Regions from separate parts of the Homo sapiens genome. Here region 2 is linked to region 1. The links are chromatin contacts, found by Hi-C or POLR2A ChIA-PET in ENCODE. All regions are on one chromosome and are shown on one strand. The core of a region is the stretch at or near the end of the contact, and the rest is flanking DNA. Distances in the headings are between cores, read along the strand shown.

Evidence for each region. A loop is a pair of places that touch in the nucleus more often than their neighbours do. ChIA-PET counts read pairs that join two places held with the same protein, here RNA polymerase II (POLR2A). Pooled maps may share reads with other maps.
Region 2: a loop to region 1 is called in a map of naive thymus-derived CD4-positive, alpha-beta T cell, with 10 times the contacts of the local background. The contact joins two enhancer-like sites. A Hi-C loop is called at or near these places in 1 of 168 maps with a recorded cell type or tissue (naive thymus-derived CD4-positive, alpha-beta T cell) and 5 of 50 pooled maps. POLR2A ChIA-PET finds 5 or more read pairs at or near these places in 2 of 52 experiments (MCF 10A and Panc1).

What each region holds. Positions count from the first base shown.
Region 1 is chr5:10,282,966-10,287,664 of GRCh38, reverse strand. It overlaps CMBL (carboxymethylenebutenolidase homolog), which reads left to right. Exons shown (of 6, transcript NM_138809.4): 4 at 1,169-1,311. Among named protein-coding and RNA genes, the nearest start is that of CMBL, 23 kb to the left of the region's middle. RefSeq lists an enhancer at 3,238-3,367 and a silencer at 3,468-3,537. Within about 2 kb of position 2,146, at least 3 of the 41 ENCODE cell types and tissues checked have a DNase peak (open chromatin) inside an H3K27ac peak, as active enhancers do.
Region 2 is chr5:10,487,909-10,492,607 of GRCh38, reverse strand. It overlaps the pseudogene RPL30P7. Among named protein-coding and RNA genes, the nearest start is that of MIR6131, 12 kb to the right of the region's middle. RefSeq lists an enhancer at 2,479-2,528. Within about 2 kb of position 2,612, at least 4 of the 41 ENCODE cell types and tissues checked have a DNase peak (open chromatin) inside an H3K27ac peak, as active enhancers do.

The sequences.
Region 1 (4,699 bases), core at 897-3,396:
GCGTGAGCCACTGCACCCAGCGGGGATAGCATTCTTTATGTGATGATGATCAATATCAAACAATATTTTTATGAGCACCATCTATGAAAATAGAGATTTTAGTGCATCTGTCACCGAGTAGTGTACAGTTTACCTAATATATAGTTTTTTGGCCCTCACACCCTCCCACCCTCCCCCTTCTGAGTCTCCATAGTCCATTATATCACTCTATGTGCCTCTGTGAATCTACTCATAGCTTAGCTTCCACTTATAAGTGAGAACATACAGTATTTGGTTTTCCATTCCTGAGTTACTTCCCTTAGAGAAATGACCTCCAGCTCCATCCAAGTTGCTGCAAAAGATATTATTTTGTTCTTTCTTATGGCTGAGTATAGTCTATGGTGTATATAGGCCACATTTTCTTTATCCACTCATTGGTCAATGGGCGCTTCGGTTGCATATCTTTGCAATCGTGCTACAATAAACATACGTGTGCAGCCCACCTCCACTTTGGTACATTGCTTCTAGTTGAAAATGTATTCTGAGTTCCAAACAATCAGTTTGCACATGAATCATTTGCCAGACAAGGGCCACTATTCTTGGTCCCCTCATGGCTGAAATAGTCCTGATGGCGTTCCAAATTTGGCTTCACTGGGCGGCAGGGGGAGGAGACGAGCAATGCAGAGTGGGGAGTTTTGGGGAGAGAGTGAACGTGTGAAGTCAGAGAGTGTCTGGGCGTCTGCCCATAGTTATGGCTGCTCATGGGAGAGAGGAGAGAGGAGACTCTTCTCCTGGGAGACTCAGGGGACAGAGAAGACTGGGGCACTCTGCAGGGAGCAGATCATGGACTCGGGTCTTACGAACCGTGCTGTGGGCTGTGGCCTTCATCCCCAGGCTGTGGAAGACTGCTCAGCTCTCAGCTGGGAGTGAGGCAGTTGGACCTATGTTTTGGGAAGAGCCCAGCTTGCCTGCAGCTGTCAGGCAGTTGGAGGAGGGCTGGGCTTGGCAGGAAGATGTGCTGGGATGATGCATCAGTTGGGCCAGAGGTAGTAAGGGTGGAGCTCCCAAAAGAAGAAACCTTGGCAACTTCAAAAACAGTTGCTGATACAGCCCTGTTATCATCAGCACAGCTCTTTGAGGGGTTCACAAAATAAGCCTGATTCTTGAATATTTTTTCTTTCTGTTCTAGAGAGATCAGTGCTATCTTGAAGTATCTGAAACAACAGTGTCATGCCCAGAAAATTGGCATCGTGGGATTCTGCTGGGGTGGAACTGCTGTCCATCATTTGATGATGAAATACTCAGAATTCAGGGCAGGGGTGTCCGTCTATGGTAAATCTGCCTTGTGCATTTTTACTCCATGCAGAAGGGAGGGGTGGAAGAGTGACAACAATCACAAGCCTCCCCATCCAGTGTAACACAACCCCCAATAATGTGAAGACTGCCCATCTTATGGAAATGGGTTTTAAGAATCTGAAAATAGAGGTGGAGGTTTGTCATGCAGTTAACCAGAGGATGTCACCGGGAGTCAAGAGGTCTGGGTCCCAGTGGTGTGACTTTGGGAAAGCCACCTAATCTAAATTCTCCATTTCTTCACCTAGGATGAAGGGGATAGCTTTTTTTGTTTTTTTAATGTAATGATGATCAATATCACACAAGATTTTTATGAGCAACATCTATGAAAATATTTTTCTGGTGGTGGCTAATGCCTGTAATCCCAACACTTTGGGAGGCTTAGGCAGGCAGATCACTTGAGCTCAGGAGTTCGAGACCAGCCTGGACAACATGGCAAAACCCTGTCTCTACAAAAAATACAAAAATTAGCTGGGCGTGGTCACGTGCACCTGTAGTCCTAGCTACTCCGGAGGCTGAGGTGGGAAAATCGCTTGAGCCCAAGAAGGTCAAGGCTGCAGTGAGCCATGATCATGCCGCTGCACTCCAGCCTGGGTGACAGAGCAAGACCCTGTCTCAAAAAAAAAAAAAAAGAAAAAGAAAGAGAAAGAAAGAAAGAAAGACTGATTTTTCCAAGATACAAATTGCTCTAACTGTACACAAACATGCACACACACTAAGAAAGAAAGCAAAGGCAGCCAGATGCGATGACTCACGCCTGTAATCCTAGCACTTTGGGAGTCCAAGATGGGCAGATGGCTTGAGCCCAGGAGTTCGAGACCAGCCTAAGCAACATAGAGAGACCTTGTCTCTATAAAAAATTTTAAGGCTGGGCGTGGTGGCTCACGCCTATAATCCCAGCACTTTGGGAGGCCGAGGTGGGTGGCTCATGAGGTCAATAGTTCGAGACCAGCCTGGCCAATATGGTGAAACCCCGTCTCTACTAAAAATACAAAAATTAGCTGGGCGTGGTGGTGGGCGCCTGTAGTCCCAGATATTCAGGAGGCTGAGGCAGGAGAATCGCTTGAACCCGGGAGGTGGAGGTTGCTGTGAACCAAGATTGTGCCACTGCACTCCAACCCAGGCAACAGAGTGAGACTCTGTCAAAAGAAAAAGAAAAAAATTACTTGGGTGTACTGGCACATGCCTGTGGTCCCAGCCTCTCAGGAGGCTGAGGCAGGAGAATCACTTGAGCCCAGAAGTTTGAGGCTGCAGTGAGCTGTGAATGCACCACTGCACTCCAACCTGGATGACAGGGAGTGAGACCTTGTCTCTTAAAATAAAAAATAAAAAAAAAAAAGGAAAGAAAGCCAAGGAAAACACACTCTAAAATCGAAATAGCAATTTATACATTTTTGGCCAAAACAAACCAAAGTTACTACAGCAATGAAATAACATTATATCTGTATATAGAAACTGCTTGCTAAATTCATGATATAGAAGCATTCAGACCAATAGATAAACGAAAACAAAAAAGACACATAGGAAATATAGCCTTTAAAAATAATGCAGATGCTCCTCTACTTACAATGGGGCTAAGTCTTGATAAACCCATCATAAATGGAAAATATCTCAAGTCGAAAATGCATTTAATCCACCTCACCTACCAAGCATCATAGCCTCACCTGGCCGACCCGAAACACCTGCATCAGGCTACAGTTGGGCAAAATCATCTAACGCAAGGCCTATTTTATAATAAAGTCTTGAATGTCTCATGCAGTTTATTGAATTCTGTACTGAAAGTGAAAAACAGAATGGTTGTCTGGGTACTTGGGGAACAGTTTCTACTGAATGAGTGTCGCTTGTGCACCATTGTAAAGTCAAAAAATGAAAGTGGAACCATCGTTAGGCCTGGGACCATCTGAAGTGGATCATAAAGTTATACTAATGATTCCTTCTTGGGTTAATGGTTCCTCATTGTGGTATTTTCAACTACTTTTAGAGTTAAAAACGCCTTTAAATATTGACTTAGGACAACACAAAAGGACATAAACTCAAAAGGCAGTGGCCAGCTGCCTCTGGGAACAATGGAGCTGAGAGATGCTTTGTCCAGACCATGCTTTTGCGCGATTTAGCAAAAGGCGGTCGGGAGTGGATGCCTCCCCGGCGCCACCTTCTGGCCGCTGTTGTGTAGTGCGTGAGCTGCAGAGCGTGGCCGGGCTCAGGCCCAGGGATATCAAAAGAGGCCCATCCACATGAAGTAGCTTTGCTAGAGTGGGGAAGGGAGCGTGGTCACCTTTCCCGTGGCTCCCTGCCTCCTGAAGAGGAGTTACAGGTGAAGGAGGCTCTCTCTGTTACTTAGCTCTTCTGCTGCCAGCAGGAAGTGGAAAAAAGTTATGTTATTTACGTCTTCTTATCTTAAAATGGTTAACTTGCTGCAAATCTTTTACTTACTTATTTTCGCATAGAAGTGGACACACCCACAGGTTGTTTTCAGACAACCTGGGTCAGGCAGAGCATGCTTCTAATTTCAGAATTAATCTCGAATGAATGCTGAGATGAAAGATGAAAACTATTGTTATTATTTTTTGAGACAGCATCTTGTTCTGTCACCCAGGCTGGAGTGCAGTGGCACGATCTTGGCTCACTGAACCTCCACCTCCTGGGTCCAAGCAATTCTCCTGTCTCAGCCTCCTGAGTAGCTGGGGCTACAACACCCAGCTAATTTTGTATTTTTAGTAGAGACAAGGTTTTGCGTGGGTGGCCAGGCTGGTCTCGAACTCCTGACCTCAAGTGATCCACCCCGCCTTGGCCTCCCAAAGTGCTGGGATTACAGGTGTGAGCCACCTCGCCCGGCCAAAAACTGATTTTTATAGACTGACCTGCTAGGCCCAGGCAGTTTCACACTTCCACACTTCCACACTCGTGGTCTGGTGCGAGTCTAAATACCCACTCAAAAGACAGCTCCTCTTACCAACAAAACTACTCAGTGCATTCAAGCCAGAACCCGTGGGACTTGTGTAGACCTGAGAAACTTCTCAAGCGAAGGTTTGACATTGATCCTCTTTGTAAACGAAGGTACATCCCAGCGGGACATTCCTCAGGCTGCTCCGCATCTTTCCATACTAAGCAGCGGACGAGGTATCATTCAATTATTTAATGGCCTGATTCCCAGTCCATAAAGTGGGGAGGTAGACAGTAGGAGGATCTGACTAAATAAATTTCTCTTGTACTCTTATAATCCTCTTTTTTTTTTTTTTTCTGAGACGGAGTCTTGCTCTGTTGCCCAGAGCTGGAGTGCAATGGCATGATCTTGGCTCACTGCAACCTCCACCTCCCGGGTTCAAGCCATTCTCCTGCCTCAGCCTCCCGAGTAGCTGAGATTGCA
Region 2 (4,699 bases), core at 1,363-3,862, 200 kb before region 1:
AGTCTCAGAGATCTGTCTTGATTTTTTTTAGACAGTCTTGCTCTGTCACCCTGGAGTACAGCGGTGCAATCTCTGCTCATTGCAACCTCTTCCTCCCAGGTTCAAGTGATTATCGTGCGCCAGCCTTCCAATTAGCTGGGATCACAAGCATGCACCACCATGCCCTGCTAATTTTTGTATTTTTAGTAGAGACAGGGTTTCGCCATGTTGGCCAGGGTGGTCTCAAACTCCTAACCTCAAGTGATCCACCTGCCTCGGCCTCCCAAAGTGCTGGGATTGCAGGTGTGAGCCACCACACCCAACCTGTCTTGATTTAATAGTCATTCAAGGTGCTCATTTCTTGACTGAATGACTACAAGAGCAGATATAAATGAACACATGCAATCAGTCTTGCCCTGGGTCTGAAGTAGGATTCTCAGCACCAGCGACATTTGCACTGGATCATTCTCTGCGGTGGCACTAGCCTCTGCCCTGCAGGACGTTTAGCAGTACCCCTGGACCCCACCCACTAGACGCCAGCAACAGTTCCCTGCCCCAGTTGTGACAACCAAAAATGTCCTCGGACATTACTCCAAGCACCAAGGTTGGGAACCGCTGTTCTCAAGGTTTCCAAATGCATCTCACGCCATAGGTCTATGCACAGAATAAATGAATCATTCACTGTTGACCAATGAAGGCTTTGTTTGGAGACAGGTGTTATAACAGCAGGAAGAAAACTCCCCAAAGGAAAAGTGTGCTATCAGCTGAAGCATCTCCCAAGTCCAGCTCTGCACCCCCACGTGCATCCCCACACGAACGTGTTGCCAGGAATCAACCGAACCCCTGTTTCTCTCGCAGAAAATTGGTGGGAGCAATCCTCGCTTGCGTGTCAGGATGCCTGTCCAGGTGAAGCCAGCATGAGTCTCTCCAGATTCTAAGGCAGTGATGGGAAAGTGAAGGAAGCAGAAATGGCCAAGGGCCATCCTCTGTCAGTAATTCACTCTGTCAGCCCTCCCTAAGCCGGGTGGTGGGTGTTATGCATCAGGACGCCGGGCTCTGGTGGGGTAATGAGAGGGACTCATAAGTGGCCAAGCTGTGACTCAAACCTGGCAGGACTCCCACTGGCTTCACTCTGCCCTCTTAAATTCTACAATTAGAGCTCCCCAGGAGAGAGCAACCCATTGACTTAAATGTTCACTCACCTGTAAACAGGTGACATGAGATTTTCTCCCATTCGTGGGTTTCCTGATGTCAGGATGGAGCACAGAGCAGGGGCCGTCGGGCACCTATAGGCTGAAGGGAACCCTGGGTAGAGGATAGTGTACGTTTGTTTCATGATGTTGCCAGGAGCTGGCCCTTTGCTGTAAACCAGGTCCTGTTTTGAGCGTGCTGGGAAGTTCAGAAGCAGAGTTCCATAGACACTTCTGAGATGCACAGGCACCTCTCCTGCCTAATGTGGCCAGGAAAAATTGCCCTGATAAAGCCAATGACATCATAGATTAGAACCTGAGGAACCCGCAGCCTAGTAGTTCCCGATCTTGCTGCCTATTAACATCACGGGGACGCCTTTCAGAGCTCCCCAGGTGATGTTAATGGCAGCAAAATCAAGAACCACTGTGAATAGGCAGCAATCGATGTCCAGGCCACTCCCCACCAACTAAATCAGGGTCTCCAGGATGGGCTCATGCCTCCACGGTTCCTGGTTCCCCAGGTGCAACTGCGACCTCCCTCAGTGATCCAGTGTGGGCTTCTCACACTTTAATGCACATCTGAACGAATCGGGGCTCTTGTGAAAATTTGAATTCTGGCTCAAGAGGCTGGGATGAGCCTGAGATTCTGCTAGGAGCTAGGAAAAGTGTGATCCAGAGCTAGGAAAAGTGTGATCTTGGATGCTTGTCATCTGGGAGCTTGTTAGAGGTGCAGGATCTCAGGCCCCACCCAGAACCTAAGGATCAGAATCTACATTTGAATAAGGTGCAGGTTTGTTGAATATACGTCCCTAGTTTGAGACAACCTGCTACAACCTGAAGCCTCTATTTGCTCATGAGCAAGTGAGGGCCAGAGAGATGGAGCCCTGGACCCCACAGCTACTCAATGCAAAAAGCTTTAGTAACTGTGCTTGCTGTAACCCACGCGTCTTCTTCCCACCATTGCTAGCCTCACTAAAGATTGCATTTGTTTCTCTGACAATGATGACTTCAGGCAATGTATAAAACTTGCTCCTCCTGTTAACATTTAATTCAGGCGTGAAACCAAACAAACCCAAAAATGGAGGAAGGAAAGAGAAGAAATGGGGCTAAAAAAGATCTAAAAATGGGACAGAAGCAAGGTGCCTTTTTCATCTTCTCTTTGATTAAAAAAGGTCTGTTAGCTCGAAGCCCACAGGTATGTGACTCAGTGCAGACGAGGGGAAACTCCGTGGGAAGTTTTGGATCTTTCCTATTAGAAGAATCAGGAATTTAGCCCAGCTCAGGGAAAACATATGAGCTTCCTTTGACTCTCCCAGGATGAGCTAGTTTCAGTATCATGGTGAAAAAATAAAATAATACAAAGGCGTTCACCAAAAGGAAGTGCTGTTTCCTCTATTTCTGAACCCTCAGAGAGCTAAAATGATGCTGATGAGTCAGAAGCTAGCGCCCCTGAAGGAGCCACCAAAGGAAGATACTGAGCTTTTAATGTTTCCTTAAAGGGCAGCCCTAACCCCTCCCAGTGCGGAGCTGATTTTTGGAAATAGCCAGAAGTGGTTTCAAGTCACATCAGGTGATTGAGGTGGGTGACCAAACTCAGCACGATGTTAGAAACAAATCCAAATGTGACAATAAGTGGCACTCCTTGTTTATTTATTTTGAGACAGTGGTCTCGCTCTGTCACCCCCCTGGAGTGCAGTGGCATGATCATGGCTCACTGCAGCCTCCACGTCCCAGGCTCAAGCCATCCTCCCACCTCAGTTTCCCAAGTAACTGGGACTATAGGCATGTGCCACCATGCCCAGCTAATTTTTTTATTATTTATTTTTTGTAGAGACGAGGTCTCACTATGCCGCCCAGGCTGGTCTCAAACTCCTAGATTCAAGTGATCCTCCCACCTCGGCCTCCCAAAGTGCTGGGATTACAGGCATGGGCCACTGCACCGGCCCTGGTTTCTTCATGTGGGATGTCACCCGGCTCTAAAAGGCAGTTTCTTATAAAAGTCCCAGCTGCAGCTTGAGCAGGAATAGCTGCATGGACAACAGAGTGGAGCTTCTCAACCTCCTTTGAAGGGCAAAAGTGGGTCTGATGGGCTGTTCGAAGCGGGTCCCTGAGGGTCGCATTCCTTGCATCCAACTCCCACCTCCTTCCTTCCTTCCCCTCCCTCCCTCGTCTTTCTTTCTTTCTTTCCTTCTTTTCTTTCTTTCTTTCTTCTTTCTTTCTCTCTCTCTCTGTCTCTCTCTCTTTCTTTTTCTTAACAAGCTCAGGCAAATTTTATTAAAGGAAAATTTTGCATGGTTTGCTTTTCACCAATCTGTTCTGGCATGCTTCTAATGATGTCAGAATCACCTAGATCAATGATAGCCGGTGTGCCCACTCTGTAATATTTTCCGCATGCTGTGCCCAGTTCAATATTATTGCCACCGTAGTGATGGACACCAGTTTTGGCCAACATTCCATAGCTGGGTGGTTGTTAGTGAGAATGATCAATTTTGCTTTGCCTTGTCTAATCATCTTCAGAGTCTGCTTGTACCCCAGCTCATACTTTCCACTTTTCATAATGAGTTGGAACCTACAGTTGATCGACTCCAGGAGCTTTTTCTTCTTCTTTGCAGCCACCAAATTCCCGCCTTAGCTGCAGGACGGACCCCAACCAAGAGCAGCCGCTAAGATGGCCGGGGAGTGAGAAAAGCCTCATTTCTTTAATAAAGGTGATTGCCCATTTTCAGACACAGGATAGGGGATTATTGAGGGTGCCACCAAGGAGAAGGGGGTCACCACCTGAGAAGGGGCCATGGGGGGCTGCCATGGCAGGTGGCAGAGGGCAGAGCAAAGAAGGGGCAGACATCGCCCCTATCAGTTTGCTTGGGCTGCACTAACAAAGTATGACAGATCGGGGCTTAAACAATGGAAACTTACTGTCTCACAGTTCTGGAGACCAGAAGTTCAAGATCAAGGTGTGCATAGGGCTTGTCCCCTCTGAAACCTGTAGGGCAAATTCCTCCTTGCCTCATCCTCGCCTCTGTGGGTTGCTGGCAATCCTCATCATCCCTGGGCTTCCAGCTGCATCCCCCTAATCTCCGTTTCTGTTGCTGTTATGCGGCATTCTTCCTGTGTCTCTATCGTCACCTGGCTGTCTTCCTGTAAGGACAGCAGTCATCATGGATTAGGGGCCCACTGTCGTCTGGTAGGACCTCATCTTAACTATTTACATCTGCAACACCTGTTTCCAAATAAGGCCACTGCCTGAGATACTGGGGGTTGGGACCTCAACGTATTTTTCTGGGGAGACACAAAGTTCAATCTGTAATGCCACCTTTGTCAAAATTGTTTCTGGAATATTAATTAGGCTCATTCACTCCACCTGAGGGTTTTTGTTTTGTTTTGTTTTGTTTTGTTTTTTGAGACAGAGTCTCACTCTGCTGCCCAGGCTGGAGTGCAATGGTGTGATCTGGGCTAACTGTAACCTCTGCTTCCCGGGTTCAAGTGATTATCCTGCCTCAGCCTCCCAAGTAGCTGGGACTACAAGTGCC